Linked DNA regions of Homo sapiens: region 1 is linked to region 2. Evidence: chromatin loops called from intact Hi-C (ENCODE). Cell type or tissue: CD4-positive, alpha-beta T cell. All regions are shown on one strand. Links, peaks and the distances in the headings refer to the core of each region. The heading gives the core; the rest is flanking DNA.

What was found. Hi-C counts contacts between places; a loop is a spot of excess contacts. Peaks named below come from ENCODE experiments on the same cell type or tissue, not always from the same donor. Only the 100,000 strongest peaks of a DNase experiment are listed, where the experiment ranks them.
Region 1: a loop joins it to region 2, with 6 times the contacts of the local background. A loop is called at or near these places in 13 of 110 quality-filtered maps.

Annotation. Positions count from the first base shown.
Region 1 is chr20:25,145,466-25,154,652 of GRCh38, forward strand. It overlaps LOC284798 (a long non-coding RNA gene), which reads right to left and starts at 3,325. Exons shown (of 4, transcript NR_027091.1): 1 at 2,492-3,325. In CD4-positive, alpha-beta T cell, for the core only: no CTCF peak of the experiment used is centred there; a DNase peak (open chromatin) is centred at 3,356; H3K4me3 peaks cover 1,067 bases; H3K27me3 peaks cover 506 bases.
Region 2 is chr20:25,085,709-25,094,895 of GRCh38, forward strand. No RefSeq gene overlaps it. Among named protein-coding and RNA genes, the nearest start is that of VSX1, 8.2 kb to the left of the region's middle. In CD4-positive, alpha-beta T cell, for the core only: no CTCF peak of the experiment used is centred there; a DNase peak (open chromatin) is centred at 5,193; H3K4me3 peaks cover 393 bases; H3K27ac peaks cover 2,323 bases.

The DNA.
Region 1 (9,187 bases), core at 1,754-5,753, 58 kb after region 2:
TAGGTTTGTGGGGACTCAAATGTGCCCTTTTTACCAAAGCACAAGTATTCAGGACAACCATCACCAAGTTCAGCTGCAGTCCTAGCACCCCACTGCTGTCTGTTTTCACAGGAGCACCAGTCCAACAAGAAGTGCATCGAGGCACGTGTACATACAACTGTGACACGCAGTTTGGCTTTGGAAATCTTGAGCACTGCACCATGCCCAGGAAAACCGTAGATGTCCATTCCTGTACCAGAATGACCAAATCATTGCTGTGTCTGCACAGTCCCAGAAATAAAACCACCAACCTAGTTTTCAGCCAACTCAGTTTTTTAGTAAATGTACAGTTGTAAAGTTCAAAGTCATGAAAAACAAGGAAAGACTGAGTGACAAATGAAAGACTAAGGAGAGAGACATGATGACTAAATATGCAGGGCATCCTGGATTCAATTCTGAAATAGAAGAATTACATTCGTGGAAAAACTGGTGAAACCCAACTGAAGTCTGTCATTTAGTAAATGGCATTGCACAACGGTGAATTCTTAGTTTGGATCAATGTCACATAGCTATATAAGTTGCTAACATTTGAGGAAACTAGGTAAAGGGTATTTGGGAACTTTGTACTATGCCTGCAACTCATCTATAAATCTAAAATTATTTCAAAATATGAAGTTTAAAAAATAGTTAACACTTTGCAATAATAGCACAGAAAAAAACAACTAGTTATTTGGCTGAATCTGTTTCCTTTTTACCTTTTCGATGGTACTTAGAACATCACAAGGTACTGTAGGTGGATCCCAAGTGTTCTGCCCCTGTGTTGAGGTCAGAGCCCTCCCTGGAGTTGCCCCCATGATCCCCTTAGCAAGGAACTGCTGGGGATACCCAGGAGCTCTGGCACTGGTCCCTACTGTGGCCATGAACCCCAGCATGGAGAGAAGAAATCAGTGGGTGACACCTTCCTGGACTTTCCCTGTGCCTGTCCAGCCACTGTCCTCGACAGTTTTGCTCTCTGACTACAACTGGATGTGGGGATGTTGTTGATGCACTTGAAGGGTTGGATGCCTCGCCCATCCTTTCTCACCCTGCAGCACAGTGCTGATGCAGCTAAGACCATGGCCCTGCCTTGCATGCCCACAAAGCCACACCCACACTGTTCCAGAAGGTCTCCCTTAGTCTGGCACCAATGCAAACAGCTCAGCACTGTCATCACGGCAGCCCGTCCCCAGAGAGCAGAGCCTGACCCCAGCCAGATGCAGGCTGTCAACCCTGGAGGGACCCCAGGGGGCAGGAGTAAGGCTGGGGAGGCAGAGCTGACAAAGCTGGGGTGGGATATTGAGTCAGCCCCTCTGTGTGCCTTTGGGAGTGTGTCTGAGAATGGTCCCGGGGAGGAAGGGGAGCATTCCCTCATTGGCCCCCATGCATCACTGGTCCAGGCCCCTACGCGCTGGCTCACCACCGGCAATGCACACTCCACGACCAGGGAGCCCCACGCAGGAAGGCAGAGGCCACGCCAGGCCACATTACCCCTGGGCAAAGCTCTCAGAATCCTGCCAGCATGCAAGGAGAAACTGAGAGGATGGGCAGTGGGGGAGGCAGGGTCCAGGGCAGCTGCCCCATCCTCCCAACCGTGCAATTGCGAGTCTCTGAGGCATACTCTGCCCAGGAACCCAACCAAGCCCACATGAGGGCAGGTGGGAGTGCCAAGGGGCTAACACCACCGGGGCAGACTCAGCCGCTTAGTGCTAGTGGATCAAGACCCCAGCTTCCCCACCTGCCAGCCAAGACAATGCTGAGGCGTGATCCGCACAAGGTCCTGGGGGGTCCCCAGCAGGTGTGAGCCCCTGTTGCCCACAGTGGAAACCTGTGTCAATGCACACTCCCGGTCTGGCTTCCCTCCCTCTCACATCCCCTCCCCGCAGCTGCCTCCCAGGACCACATTCACCACTTGCACCCAGTCCTACCCATCGGGACTGCTTTGCAGAGAATCCATTTAAAACTGACCAAGTGGGCGTTGGAACCCTGCACTGTCTGATTCAGGCCCAAAACGTTTAAACACAATGCTAATACCCTCAGTTGTTGGGAATGTTGGGTTACTTGTGGGTTCCATTTGGATACTGGCCCCTGTGACGGCTACAGGACATGGGACGCCACCCATCCACTGATGCCACCTTTCTACCTCCTGCCCCAACAACGCCTCATGGGCACCAGAGACTCCGGGCACATTTCATGCTTCTCCAGATCCAGGGACCACGGAGGAGGGAGACTGTCTTCACCTCTCTGCTCTGCAGCTTTAGATCCTGCATGCTACTCACCGTCCCTGTGGCTCCAGACCCCATCCATGGGTTTATCTCCCCCAAGGAAAAATCATCACGGGGTTCTTCCATTTACACGCACTGGCTGCAGCCACAGCCTGGGGGACCAGGGCTGGACGGCGCCACAGGTAGAAGAGGGCCCGGATTCCCGAGTCACCTCCCAAGTCACCGTGGGAGGCTAATCAGGCCGCGCTGACCTTTGCCTCCAGCAGGGCCTCCGCTTCACTCCCTTCAGGGGTCTGGACATCATCTCTGGGCCTGGGCACACCCTGGGACAGTCAGATGCGGCGGCTTCCATGCGCCTCCCTCCCTCAGGCCTCACCCCCTTCATTCTCTCACTCTAAAACCTCCCGGACAAACCACTAAAAACGATGCGGCTGTCGTGGTGGTGGGTCATTTGGTTTTGGGTCGCGTGACCTCAGTGAGTGTGTCCCCATGGGGAAGCCGAGAGTGCTGACGTCCCCCTGGATGCGGGAGAGTCCACTCCGGGATCGCTGTTCCTGGAAAACCGCGTGCGGGTGCAGCCAAGCCCCTCAGTTGGGGAGGGAAGGCACTGGAGGACGAGGCCCGGAGGTGAGTCCGCAAAGCCAGGCTGCCAGGCTAACCACGCCCAGCTTCCCCCAGCCACCGACCAGGCTGCGGGGACGCTTTCAGAACATCATGCGGGTGCGCCGGCTGGCCCTGGGTGTCTGGGCCGGGGCCCCTCCAAGCCCACCTGGGAGAGCACTCCCGCCTCCCCCCACCCCGGGGCGCCCACCACCCCGGCCTCCGCCGCCGCCCTGCGACAGCGCCCCCAGGGCCCGGCGTCCTGGGCCTCTGACTCTGCCCGGTTTGCTAACCCGGACCCTCGCCGCGTCTTCCGGCTCCAGTATCCTCGGGAACCTCCTCCCTTTCATCACTCGCCTCGACAAGACCTTCTGAGGCCACACATCTCGAGGCAACAGCTCTGTGCCCCGCCTTTGTTTGGCTCTCAAAATTGTGCTGTGCCCTCTCATCTCCAACAGCGTTACGCTGATTTTCGAGCTTTTCCTGGCTCCCCCTGGCTCTTTGCTGTCGTCACTCGGTTCTCCGCCCATCCCCGTGCGCACGTGTTCGCTGTGCTAGCCCCGTGCGAGCTGAGCTGCCGTTAGAGTCGGTAGATTACAGCGAAGCTGCAGTCAGCAGCTCGTCTGCCTGGCCCTGCACACCGTGAGACTCGAGGCAGTGCCCGGGACGGGACCACCTGGGGAAGAGAGGAGGGAAAAGCCAAACCCCGCAGAGGAAGGACGAGAGCTGGCAGCCAGGTCGGCTGCGAAAGGGGAGAGAGGTGGGCAGTCCAGGTCTGGGATGGGCCAGCCTAAGCTCGAATCGCTGTGTCAGTGGGTTGGTCACTTAGCCCTTTTAAGCCTCAGTTTCCTCATCTCTAAAATGTGGATAATGACAGAACCCTCACAGGGCATCCAGAGATGGAGGCTGTGCGATGAGCCGAGCCCAGGCCTGTGGAGTTTTCTGTGCTCAGTGCTGTTGCTGTTGTCATCATTAGCCACCGTTTTTCAAATCTCGGAAGCCTCTTAGAAAACCAGCTGTTCTTGATGGCCACTTGTGAAAGGAGAAGCAGATTTCTTAATCAGAATGATTCAAAGAACTTTCTCCCAGCAACAGTTGTTAAATCAAGGCCTTGGAATTTTCTCTGAAAGAGAATTCTGCTGGGTGCTGTGCCTCACACCTGTAATCCCAGCACTTTGGGAAGCCGAGGTGGGAGGATTACTTGAGGCCAGGAATTCAAGACCTGCCTGGGCAACATAGTGAGACCCGTATCTACAAAAAATAAAAATAAATTAGCTGAGTAAGGGAGAGCACACCTGTAGCCCCAGCTACTCAGGAGGCTAAGGCGAGAGGATTGCTTAAGCCTAGGAGGTCAAGGCTGCAGTGCGCTATGATTGCACCACCGCACTGCAGCTCGGCAACAGAGTGAGACCCCGTCTCTAAAGAAAATAGTAAGTACAAATAAATAAAAGAGGATTCAGTATCATCAGGCTTGAGTGGTTCCTGAGAGAGAAAAGACCTAGATCATTCCTTAAGTTCCCCCTGGAGCCCCAATATCTTGATTCTGTGACTCTTCACATCTCCCTAATTAAATTGTCTGGTTTAATCCTCTCCTTGAGCCCTCTCCTCGGCCTCTGTCCTCCCCAGCCTTGCATCCATTCCATGCCCACCTTCCATGCTGGGGATGACTTACAAACTGCAGGCTTGCAGATTCACAATCACTCAACAATATGCTGCACAGACAGACTGCCCTCCTCCATGGACACCCTCCTTTGTGCGAAGGCCAACTGCTTATGGGCAGTTGGAATGTCTTCTAAGCAGACAAAAGGCCTGCTCAAGTGTGCAACTATTTGGGGGCAGGGGCCACTCCCTCCGCGGGTGGTTAAGGGCTGTGCTGCTTGGAGCCAGCTGCTGAGTCCTGGAGAAGAATAGAGCAGGCATGTGGACGCGACAAAAGCTGCCTGGCCCTGTGCCCCAGGCCAGCCCAGGACGCAGCACATCCTCAACATATGGGTCCCTGGGGGGGTCCCCTCATTTAACAATCATGATTTCCCTCTTCAGGAGACAACAAGGTTTGGAAACCTTAAATGGGCTGTGTGACTAAATTAAGTTCCCAAGGCAGCCAGAACCAAGACGCTAATTGCCTTGGCTTATGGTTCTTACCCTCCACGAGACAGATTGGCTCATTTTTCAGGCTACTAATTATTAATTTGAAGCCATGAATAGAAAGAGATGGGAAGGACCTGTCACCTCCTGCTTGGTGAATGCTAAAGCTTTGTCATTTGCAGGCACAGGAGAGTGCCGACGGGCCTTTGAGTGAGCCAGGCAACAAGTCAGGGGTCCCATATGTACAAACTGCATCTTGGCATTGCTTCTGCTCTGTGCAACGTGGTGGGAGCCCACTTACAATCAACTGCCAACATCAGAGCTCATGGGACACAAGGGCCATGTTATCTGAGGCCTCAAAAAATTCAGACTTCGGAGAGATCTCCAAAGTTTGTATAAAAGTCTCTGCTGGTATAAAACAGTGCAATTCTGAGTTACACTGTCAGAATTTTAAAATGTTAAAGTCCTTTATACAACTTTAAACTTGTGTCTTAGCTGGGTGCGGTGGCTCACACCTGTAATCCCAGCACTTTGGGAGGCCGAGGTGGGTGCATCACCTGAGGTCAGGAGTTCAAGACCAGCCTGGCCAACATGGTGAAATCCCTGCCTCTACTAAAAATACAAAAATTAGCCAGGCGTGGTGGCAGACATCTGTAATCCCAGCTACTCAGGAGGCTGAGGCAGGAGAATTGCTTGAACCCAGGAGGTGGAGGTTGCAATGAGCCGAGATCGCGCCACTGCACTCTAGCTTGGGTGACAGAGTGAGACTGTCTCAAAAAAAAAAAAAAAAAAAAAAAAAAACTTGTGTCCCATGAATAAACCACACCTTTGACACTATTAATATTTTTAATAAACTCAACAATTATCTTGGGAATGGTACAACTTCTTTGCACTGTATTTTGGTATATTAAAGGCATTCATTACTCATTAAATGCAAACAACTAGACCAGACATGGTGGCTCACGCCTGTAATCCCAGTACTTTGGGAGGCTGAGGCGGGTGGATCACCTGAAGTCAGGAGTTCGAGATGGGCCTAGCCAACATGGTGAAACCCCATCTCTACTAAAAATATAAAAAATTATCTGGGCCTGGTGGTGCATGCCTGAGTCAGGAGAATCGCTTGAACCCAGGAGGCAGAGGCTTCAGTAAGCAGAGATCATGCCTTTACATTCCAGCCTGCACAAAAAGAGCAAAAACCCCATCTCAAAAAATAAATAAAATAAATGCAAACTACTAAAATTTACCATAACTTTTGGTAACTCATTTTCTCCCCAGCTTTCTTTTATTTAAAATTTCAAATATATACAATTGATAGTATTTACAATGAATCCCCATAGATCTACCACAAACATTCTACAATTAATGCTATCAATTGTAAATCAAAGAACATGACTGAGGCCAGCCTCAATCTTTTTAGGAAGTTTATTTGCCAAGGTTAAGGACATGCCCAGGAAAGACCACAGATCCATAGGAAAAATTGTGGTCCATACCTTTCCTGAAGAGGGTCTGGGGATCTCAATATTTAAAAGGAAAAGAGTGGGTATTGGAGAAAGAGGAGGAAATTTTTTAAAGGTGTGGGTAGGTAAGAGGCAAATGGTTGTATTCTTCTGAGCCTTTGATCAGCCTTACATGTGAGAGGGGGACAGAGAAACAGGAGAAACAGGCACTTATGCATTCATGTAGCTCAGTGATTCTACACTTTTACATGAAATAAAATAGACATAGGGCAGAGGAAGCAATCAGATATGCATTTGTATCGGTGAGCAGCAAAATGAACTTGAGTTCTGTCCTTTGTACCACACCTGTGAAGATAAGCCATCAATTTACATTGCCAGGGGGAAATTCAACAGAACTGTTTTAGGGTAAAGATCTTGGGGAACACAAGGAATTTCCTAGTGGGCAAATTGTAAGGGAGGCATGTCGCTTTGTTTTATCTTCATTGCTGTCTTATTTAGGAACGAAACGGGAGGCAGGTTTGCATGATCCAGATTCCAGCTTCACTCTTCTCTTTGGCATTGTGAATTTGGGATCTCAAGATTCATTTTCCTTTCACACAGTCTATCACATTTGTGGTGCATTTCACATGAAGTTGCTGGCATCGGGGTGCTTTGCCTCCAAACACCTCAGCGTGCATACCATTACCAGCCACGTTTATGGGGATTTGGGGGTAAAACGTATATAGAATGTCACATCCACTCAAAAGCTCACCTTCTGTGAGTTTGGAAATGCATACCCCTGTCAAGATGCACAGGATTCATGCCCTCAGAAGCCCAGAGGCCCTTCCCAGTCAATCCTGTCCCACCCCCAACTCACCCCCAGTCCAGCCCCACAGGAAACCACAGTTCATTTTTTTCACCATAGTTATAACTCATTTTTGCTATAATATTTATATCCTAATATACCTGGAACCTCAATAAGTAAAAGTGGTCCAGGGCCCTGTCATCTTCCATGAGGTTCAGAGAGCCTCCTTACTATTCTTTTTATTTTTTTTTTTTTATTTTTGAGATGGAGTCTCACTCTGTCGCCCAGGCTGGGGTGCAGTAGCACGATCTCGGCTCACTGTAGGCTCCACCCACTGGGTTCACACCATTCTCCTGCCTCAGCCTCCCGAATAGCTGGGACTACAGGTGCCCGCCACCGCGCCTGGCTAATTTTTTGTATTTTTAGTAGAGACAGGATTTCACCGTGTTAGCCAAGATGGTCTCGATCTCCTGACCTCATGATCCACCCGCCTCGGCCTCCCAAAGTGCTGGGATTACAGGTGTGAGCCACTGCACCCGGCCCTTTTTTATTTTTTAAATCACCAAATCATCAGTGTGCCCCTCCAGGTATAAGAAGGTGAAGGGCAAATTACAAAACACAAGCTGGCTTTAAGCCCATGAGTCTGCAAGATGTGTTTTTCTTTTCTGCAAACAGGGAATATTAAACCTGGCTGCTTTGCCTGTTCTCATGGGACACTTTAAAATAAGCAAAGGCTGCACTGTACACTTTGTTGGAGAACACAGAGCTCTTTGAATCTTTTGAATTGGAAAGACAACCTGAAAAAAAAAAAACAGAATTAGAGATTGATGTAAAAATCCCATTTTTTAGGCAAAAATCAACAATGGATGCGAAAATTAATGGGTGGAAGGTTGAGTAAGAAGATATTTACATAGTCTCAAAGTATCTCCAATGAGATACTTAGCAATTTCAAAAGGAAATATAGTAACATGGCAGTGGAGAGGCCTGGCAGACGCCTTCTAAACCAGGGATGAATTCCAGCATCATCAGTGATCGGACAAACTCAAACCCACGCCTTCTCACAGGATGCGCAGAACAGGTACATCACTGCGGTGATATTCTTGATGAAACCATGTCATCTGAATCTATCAGATGAACCCCAAATTAAGTGCCATTTAATAAAATAATTTACTCTCAAAAACAGTCAAGGTCGTGGGAAAAAAAGACTGAGGAATTGTTTCAGATTAAAGGACATGAGACGTGACGGCTGATTGCTAGACATGATCAAAGACTTTCTTTTGCTATAAAGGACATTAAAGGGAACAACAGCAAAATCTAATGGAGATACATAAATTATAAAGAGTATTATATCAAGGTGTGTTAATTTCCTAATTTTAATAACTGTACTGTTGTTGTGAAGAGAAGATACTTGTCATTTTTGTAACAGCTTTGCTGAGATATAATTTATATACCATAAAATTCATCCTATTAACAATTTATTCCATGGTTTTAGCATATTCATAGTTATGCAATTATCACTTAGATTGTTTTAGAATATTTTCTTTCCTTCAAAAAGAAAACCATTAGCAGCCATTTAGCCACTGTTCCTTCCTTCCTTCCTCCTTCCAGCCTCTGGCAACCACGAATCTACTTTTTATCTCTGTGGATTTGCCTATTTGAACAGTCCATGTAAATGGAAACATCCAATATGTGGCCTTTGTGTCTGACTTCCCTCACTTAGCAGAATGTCTTCAAGGTTCATCTGGGTTGCGGCATGTCAGAACATCACTCTTGTTGTGGCTGAGTAGTATTCCACTGTGTGGGTCTACCGCCTTGTGTTTATCCATTTATCAGTGGATGGACATTCAGGTTGTGAATAGTGCTTCTATGAACGTTTGTGAATAAGTATTTATAAGTATTTGTTAGAATATCTGTCTTCAATCATGTAGGGCATATATATCCAGAAGTTTAACTGCTATATGGTATTTTTATTTTTAACTTTTTTTTTTTTTCTGAGTTAGGGTCTTACTCTGTCACCCAGG
Region 2 (9,187 bases), core at 3,185-7,184:
TTAACACGTGGAGAAATGCGACACCAAACACTGACGGGAATTGCAATGTAAGCACCCCCCGCTACACACACACAAACACACCCCTGCACAGAGTGACTCTTAGAGGTGCCTTCTACTCCGCCTCCCAGAGATCCAAGCAGGAGGAGCTTTAGTTACTTGCTGATGATTGCATTCCATATTGCCTCGTATCTAAATGCTGTTGTGCCTACCCAGACCCCCTTTCCAGAACTGTCGCACCTTCTTCCAGCTGTTGTGAGTGTGGGGCCCTCGAATAGGAAGAATTGCCCTTGGCTGACAAAAGCCCCTTAATCCAGAGCCCCCCACCCCCTGACAAACACACACACTGTGTCATCAACTGACAGAGGGATGATAGGAGGCCTCTCCTCTCGTTTCAAAGGACAGCTCTGCAGAGGCGTTTCTGCTACAAGACCCTCTCCCTTCATGGATCAGACCAAGTCAGCTCCTTGCTCAGCTTGTTCCCACCCCATCTTGGCCCCTCATTCCTGAGACCTTGTCTCAATATCTCTCAGGCGCCCAGACCCTGTCCCTGGCTCTGCTTCTAGCCACCTGAGCTCAGACACTTCCTGTCTCCATCTCGCTTTTACCTGGGTGTTCCTGGAATGCTCAGCTCAAAGTCTACAGAGCCCTTCTTTCTTCTCAGGTGGAACCCCACGGGGCAATCACCATCTCCCTGCCCAGATCTCTGGAATCTTCTCCAATCTGGACCCCACTCTTGAAGCCCAGGCTGTTGTCTCAATGTACTCCTGCATGTCTGAACCAGTCTCCCGGGGCACTGAAATGCAACACACCCAGAGCTGAACACAGCAGCCTCCCCTGCAGCCTGCACCTCCCCAGGTCTCCTCTTCCTCCACCCCGGGGCCCACACAGAATCGAGTGTCATCCTCAGGCCCTCACTCTCCCCACAGGCTCTCCTCCCACGACTGAAAGTGATGAAGATGGCCAACCTCTCTTGGCTTCTTACTGGGGGGCAGCTATTATTATAAACACCTTATCACAATGGCCACATTTCATCCTGACCACAGCTCTATGGGTAGATAATATTATTGTCCACATGCTTCAGATGAGGAAGTGAAAATTTCAAGTGATTAAATAATTGCATAAATTGCCCAAGGTCACTCACTATCCAGTGGCAAAGACAGGATTTGAATACAAGCAGTGTCAGCTCACGGCCTAACTCTGACTGTGGGTGTCTTGCTGCCCTGCATCTCTCTTCAAACCCTCTCAAAGTGGCATCTTCTTTCCTTTGCCTGCTCTGATTTGACTGTGTGCCCTGAAGTTCGTGTGTTGTGCCTTAATCGCCAATGCAACAGTGTTGAGAGGTGGAGGCTTTAGGGAGTGATTAGGTCAGGAGGGCTCTGCCCTGAGGAGTGGATCAATACCATTGTTGCAGGAGTGGGTTAGTTATTGTGGGAATGGGTTAGTTATCGTGAGAGTGGGTTAGTGACCATGGGAGTGGGCACATGAGTTTGGCCCCTTCCCGCCCCCTCTTCTGCTCTTCCTCTCTCACCATGTGACACCTTCCACCATGTGATGTGGCAGCAAGAAGGCCCTCACCTGATGTGGTCCCTTGACCTTGAACTTCTTCCCAGTCTCCAAACCATGAGCCAAATAAACCTGTATTGTTTATGAATTACGCAGTCTGTGGTATTCTGTTACCGCAGCACAGAACAGACCATGACACCACCCATTGCCACAACATGGCTCAGACCAATTGCTCACTTGCTGGAGTGGAATTTATTTTTTAGTCTAGGGCTACTCAGTATACAAATGAGTTTCAGAGTACCCTAAAGAGGTGGCTTCTAAAAAAAAAAAGAAAGAAAGAAAGAAAAAAAACAGCAGGTAAAGTCCTCCTTGTCCCACTCCTTGGCAGTTCTGTGACCTTGACCCAGGGACAAAAGGAGAGGGAGGGTTTTCTGCAGCAGCAATGGTGGGTGTCCCGTGGCTACCCTGCATGCTATGGCACACTCACTGCTGTGCCCTGTGGTGACTTGGCCTTGTTCCCAGGTGCCTGGGCTGCACATCCCTGCCCTTCCTCTCCAGCTGTCCATCAGTCTGGGGAGGGGGTGTATGGGGGAGAAACAATGCCATTCAGTAAGGCTATTTTCTGTGTAAATTGGCTGGGTGACATTTCTGTGGTTTGCATCCAATAACCCTGTCTAGGGTGTATGGCCAGGGCTCTGCCCTCTGGAATCTCCTTCTACCTCCTTCATGCCCCTCCCCATACCCCACCACTGCCATCTTTATTCCACAGCCACAGTGATCCTTGCCTGAGCACAGCCTATTGCTCCCTACTGCAGTTTCCTCAATGGCTTCCCCTTGCCACATGGGCAATGCTAACTCCTAACTCCTTCCTGCTAGTGACTGAAGAAGTGATGGTATCACATGCCCAGCTCATCAGTGAACAAGCAGGCTCTTGAGAGTCAGCAATGTGGTATATCCTATAAAACTGACCCAGGGTGCGGAGATCAGGGTTGTCCATCCTCTCATCAGCCCCATGAGAGCACCAGCCCCCGAGTTCCCTTTCTTGGCTGGATGTTCCGGTTACTATTTTAAGGTAACACATTATCCCAAAACTCAGCTACTTACAAACCATTTCATTTTGGTCACAGTTTTGTGGCTCAAAAATCTGGGGAGAGCTCAGCAGGCCATTATCACTTAGAGCCCTCCTGTGGTTGCTGTCTGGGGTGGCAGTCATCTGAGGGCTCAACGGGGCTGTGCTGGGTGCTCAAGGCAGCCCGCTCACATGGCCCAGGCTGATTGGCCTTGTGGGCTCTCGGGGAGTTGGGAGCATCCCACAAGAACCAGGCAGATGCTGCACAGCCTTTGCTGGCCCTTCCACAGAAGTCAGAGCATTACTTCCATCACGTTCAGTCAGCGAGGCCATAGCATGAGTTTTGGGGGAGTGGCACTTCTGCTTTCATGGGCCCCTTCTTCCATAAAAATATTTAAAGTTGTATTTTGTGCCTATGTTGGCATAAAGGTGAATATAATCCAGTCTAGATTCATTATTGTATATTCTTTATTATTGTACTCATTTTTCCTTCTGATTTTAAAATATATTCAATGGCATTAGAAGCATAGGCCCTGGGCATTGTACCCAAGGCATTAGTGTGCACTGGCCCTGCTGACTGGTTTAAGCAGCCACAAGCCACCAGATTCAAGGACAGGACACAGATTCAAGGTGGGACACAGGACCCACCACATCGCACTTGCAGGGCCAGGCGCCAAGCAGTGCTCAGCCACCCATCAACGCCCAGCCCAAATGGTTCCTCACCGCAGAGCCTCCCCAGGTTTTCCTGCCCCAGCTGGAACAAAATCACTGCTGCACTCTTGAAGCACTTGATGCTCCTTTGGTCTTATTTTCTTATTCTTAAGTTCTTTTGTGTCTGTTCTCATCTCCTACCTGGCTCCAGGAGCCCAGAACTGAGTCTTTTCATTAACACATCCCCTGGACAAATGTTCTTTACCTTCCAGGACAGTGACTTCCCTGGTGGCCTCTGGAAGAGGCCTCCTTACTATGTGCCAGTGGTTCTCAAAGTGTGGTTCCCAAAAGTGGTTCTGGCCACCTGGGCATTGGCCAGAAAAACAAACTCTTGGACCCCATCCAGACCTCCAACATCAGAGACCTTGGGGAGACCCATGATCTGTGTGTTCACAAGCCCCCCAGAGGACCCTGAGCCCCACTCAAGTTTGAGAACCACATCTTCTATTAATGCTTCATGAACCATATATCCTGACTGGTTTTACAAATATGTTGTGGGTGCAGAAACACCCAGTTATTCTCAAATGCTCTGAGGAGCTATGAGGAAAGCTTGAGTTCAGCACTAAGATAATAGTCAGCACCAGACATGAGCTTAGGGAATCAGGAAATTGAGGTTCTAAAAGGAGAAGGAAAAAAGAAAAGAGAAAATTTTATTTTAAAATGTTACATATCAAAAAATACATTAGTGGGAAAACTCACAGCCACCATCGGTGGGGCCCTTGGTCTGCGCCAGGCACTGCAGAGCTTCTCACGAACCCATTCACTTACCACTTGTGACAGCTCTGATGAGGGAGGTCCTGTATCGTCCCCATTCTGTGGGTGAGAAAACGGAGGCCCAGAGCTGGGACCAGCCCAACAGCCAGGGGAGCGGTCAGGACCCAAATCCTGACGGTCAGGCTAGAAGCAGCGAAATCTCCACGGGGCCTGGTCTGTGGCTTAACCTTGGTTTTGTTCTTCATGTTGCAGCGCTTGGGATCTGGCGAGGTCTGACTCTTACACTGTTCCAACTGCTGTAGACGGATGGCATTATGGGCTTGAGGCAGATTTCCCAGAGGCTCACATGCCCCATGGCCGGTCTTTTCCCTTTAGGTCCTGAGACAATAGGAAAATCCTGGGTAGGAATCCAGGTAACACTTTGATTCCAAAGAACATACTTCTCTTCCTCCTTTTCCAGCCTCTTCACTGTCTCTCTCCTCTCCTCTCTTCTCTTCCTTAGCTTCTTCTGGTTAAGTTCCATCTGTAAGACAAAGGAACCCAGAGCCAAGTTAAGCTTAGGAGAGGACACACCATCCAGTCCCTGAGCTAAGCCCACCCTCGGACCCCACTGCAGAAAAGGTCATGAGCAGAGGGCACAGAAGGATCTGCCTCTCCTCCTCTCCCCCATGGCAGACAAAAGCAGGTGCACTGTGTGGACATCAAGAAGGTGAGAGGGAGGTGACATAGGCCACCCTAACCAGAAGGTCACACCTGGGCATGTGAGGGGCCGCTGAAGGACAGCCCAAGAGCTGCTGCTGAGCTTCATTTCTGGTATTAAACAAGCACTAGGTCATCTCTTGGCAATTGAGAAACCTGGCCAATGATAATGTGCTTTTAACCAGCTCATATTAGAAGTGAATGTGATCACTATCCCAGCTCACAGGTAGCACCGAGGCTCTAGGCAAAGGTCAGAACAACTCTGCCAGGGTGGCGTGACTGCGGGTTCCTGCCTCTGCTTGCTGGGGACCTACTTACTCCAAGGAGGCAGGCACCGGCCATGACCCTATTTGAAGGAGGTCTTTGCTCCTCCCTCTGTGCTCAACTCCCAGTCAGCTCCCTCCAAGGCATCCGCCACAATTGCAACCGTTCACTCACCTGCTGGTTTACTGCTTTACCCATCTGCCTTGCCGGATGCTGTAGCTGACAGTGCTGGCAGGCTGCCCTCCGGGTCGCCTGCAGCCTCTGTAGACAGTTCACACACACACCACAGCTTCCTGCCTGCAGCACCTGCCACTCGAGCGGAGGATGCCCCAAAGCCAGGAGTGCACCAGCTAGGACTGAAGTCCTGGGGGGCAGAGGGTGATGCCTCCAGCAGCCACTCTTGACAGATGACAGGGGTTGATGGATGATACCTGGCCAAGGGGTGCAATGATCCTGTGGTAGGAAAATCCCGAAGAGAAATCACCTTGCATAGTCACCCGAGGTCCTGGTGTGATTGAGCCTTGGGAAATGCCACTTGCTGTCACAGCTTCTCTGTGTCCCTGCCCCTCCCCTACTAGAACTTCCTGGGTTCCTCCCACATTACTTACTTCACTCAAATCCCTGTCTCAGAGTCTGCTGTGCAGAACCCAAGCCTAGACTGACCATAAGCTCCAGAGCAGGGCTGGGGCTGGCCTGGGGCCCCTGCATGCCAGGGCCCCGCACACTCCTGGTGCAGAGCCAGTGCTTAGTGAAGGTCTGCAGCGGGGGAACAGGCCATAAGATGGAGGAGTCTGAACCATATGCCTGTTGCCTGACGGGGTCTCCTGGGAGAAACTTAGCTCTTCCCCATTCACTCCACATTAGATCTGGAGTCCTCTCCCCAGTCCTGTCCCCATGCTCAAGGCCTGGTCCAAGGAAGGTTGGCTGGGAGCATGTCATCCACTGTAACCTGAGTGCTCAAGAGGAAAGAAAGGCGCCCCAACATCAGACTCTCACAGCCCAGCCCTGGGACTGCCCTCCTGCAGGAAGAAGCTGAATATTTTACAAAATACTAGAAGAAGAGGCTGAGAAATTTACAAACCTGTTTCACTCACCGGTTTCAACAAAAGTGTGGAAATGAATGTCACTGAGCTGCCACCCTGAAACTGCTTTGTTTGTGCTGAGTTTTCACTGATGAAGGCTAGCAGAAGCGGCAGCATGGCTAGGGCACCTTGGGGACTCTGGCAGGGTTGGCTGCAGCAGCCATCTGTGTGGACCCAGTACCTCCAGTCCATCACCCTGAGTGGAGGGTTGCAGCATGCTTGTCTGATTACTGACTCTTCTTCTAGCTCACTCCCCCTAACACACTAATAACCGGACATGCTCAGATCGGTCAGAGAAATGCTCATGAAAGAGTGGAGGAAGAGAAGGAGAAATCAGAAAGGAGAGGGTACAACAATGAAGAAGACCCATCCATCGCAGACACTGGCCACCACATGCATTAAATCAGCCCTTCCTGGACACAACAAAGGCCACTATCCTAAGTTCAGCTCCCTGTAGAGACAGGAAATGGCAAATGCTGAGACATTTTATTCCTAAACTACCGTTATAGTCAAGTCTTTTGTCTGCCAAAGGGGAAAGGATTCTGCAGTGGTTTATGCTCTTCATCCTCTCACACACTTAGAGGAACTTTGAGTACATACTTCCCATACTGCTGAGCATACATCTTCGGGTCCTGAGGGTTCTTGTCTTTCATTTCAAGTAGGAGGTAAATTTTAGAGTGCCCTGGCCAAGGAGGGAGCCCATTCAGATGGTTGCAAGGAAGTGGGGGGCCTTCGAATTTTATTTTTGGTTTACATAATACTTCAGATGCATGCACCTAACAACAGAGTATCAAAACACAGGAAGCGAAAACTGATAGAACAGCAAGGAAAATATAAGCTATATAAAATTCTTTACTGCATTAATAGTTGGAGACTTCAACGCTCCTTTATCAGTAATTGATAGATCTAGTGGGCATAAAATCAGTAAGGGTATAGTAAGGAACAGCACCATTTATCACTGGATCTAACTGACGTCTATAGAGTACTTCATCCAACAACAGCAGAATACATATTTTTCTCAAGATCACATGGAACATTCATCAAATAGGCCATATTCGAGGCCATAACACATACCTTAACAAATTTAAACGAATAGAAATTATCCAAAATATGTTCTCAGAGCACAGTGGAATTAAACTAGAAGTCAAAAACAGAAATCTACCAGAAGCTGAAAAAAAAATCCCCAAATATATGGAGATTAAGCAATGTACTTCTATTTTACATAAGAATTAAAGAAGAAGTCTCAAGAAAAATTAAAAAGTATTTTTAACTTAATGAAAATAAAAATACAACTTACCAAATGTGTGGAATGCAGTGAAAACAGTGCTTAGAGGAAAATATGTAACATTAAATTCATTTGCTAGAAAAGAAGGAAGGGCCGGGCGCAGTGGCTCATGCCTGTAATCCCAGCACTTTAAGGGCCAAGGCGGGTAGATCACCCGAGGTCAGGAGTTCGAGACCAGTCTGGCCAACATGGGGAAACCCCATCTCTACTAAAAATATAAAAATCAGCTGGGCATGGTGGTGCACGCCTGTAGTCCCAGCTACTTGGGAGGCTGAGGCAGGAGAATAGCTTGAACCTAGGAGGTAGAGGTTGCAGTGAGCCAAGATGGTACCATTGCACTCCAGCCTGGGTGACAGAGTAAGACTCTGTCTCCCAAAAAAAAAAAAAAGAAAAGAAAAGAAGGAAGCTCTTAAATCAATCATCCAATCTTCCAACTTAGGAAATTAGAAAAAAAGAAGGGCAAATTGAATCAAAAGTAGATATAAGAAAATAAATTTTAAAATTAGAGAATAATTCAATAAAATGGAAAGTAAGAAATCATTAGAAAAAATAAATGAAACCAAAAGCTGATTCTTTGAAAAGAACAATAAAATCAGTAAACCTCTATTCTGGCTAAGTGAAAAAGAAAGAGATACAAATTGCTCATACTGTAAATAAAAGAAGGGTCATCACTGCTGATCCCATGAACATTAAAAAGATAATAAGGAAGTATTATAAACAAATATATGTATACAGTTGATAAGCTGGATGAAATGGATCAATTTTCTGAAAGACACAAATTACCAAAACTCACAAAAAGAGAAATAGATATTCTAAGTAGGTCTATATCTACTAAAGAAATTAAATTAATAAGTAATAGCCCTCAAAAAATAAAGCACTAAAGACCAGGTTATTTCACTGGTTGCTTCCACCAAACCATTTAAGGAAAAAATAATACGAATTCTCAAAGTCTCTTCCAAAATATAAAAACAAAGGGAATTCTTCCTAACTCATTCTATGAGGCCAACATTACACTAACACCAAAACTAGATAAAGACATTACAGGAAAGGAAAAATACAAACCAGTATCTCTCATGAACATAGATGCCAAAATCATCATCAAAATATTAGCAAATTAACCCAAAAGTGTATAAAAAGAATTATGCCAGGGACAGTGGCTCACGCTTGTAATCCCAGCAACTCAGGAGGTTAAAGTGGGAGGATTGCTTAAGGCCAGGAATTAGAGACCAGCTGGGCAACATAGAAAGACCCCTGTATCTAAAAATAAAAATAAATTCAATAGCGAGCCATGGTGCTGTATGCCTTTAGTCCCACTACTAGGGAGGCAAAGGCAGGAAGATCCTTTGAGCCTAGGAGTTCATGACTCCTAGCTATGACTAGAGCTATGACTGTGCCACTGTACTCCAGCTTGGGTGACAGATTTAATCCCAGGTATGCAAGCCTGGTTCTACATTTAAAAATCAATCAATGTGGCCAGAAGCAGTGGCTCATGCCTGTAATCCCAACACTTTGGGAGGCCAAGGCAGGCGGATCACTTGAGGTCAGGAGTTCAAGACCAGCCTGGCCAACATGGTAAAACCCCATCTCTACTAAAAAGATACAAAACTTACCTGGGCATGGTGGCAGGTGCCTGTAATCCCAGCTACTCAGGAGGCTGAAGCAGGAAAATTGCTTGAACCTGGAAGTCGGAGGTTGCGGTGAGTCAGGATCACACCACTGCACTCCAGCCTGGGCAACAGAGCGAGACTCTGTCTCAAAAAAAAAAAAAAATCAGCTAATGTAATCTATCACATAGAAATGAAGAAATCATATTGTCATATTTTCAAATGCAGAAAAAATGACAAAATCTAACACCCATTC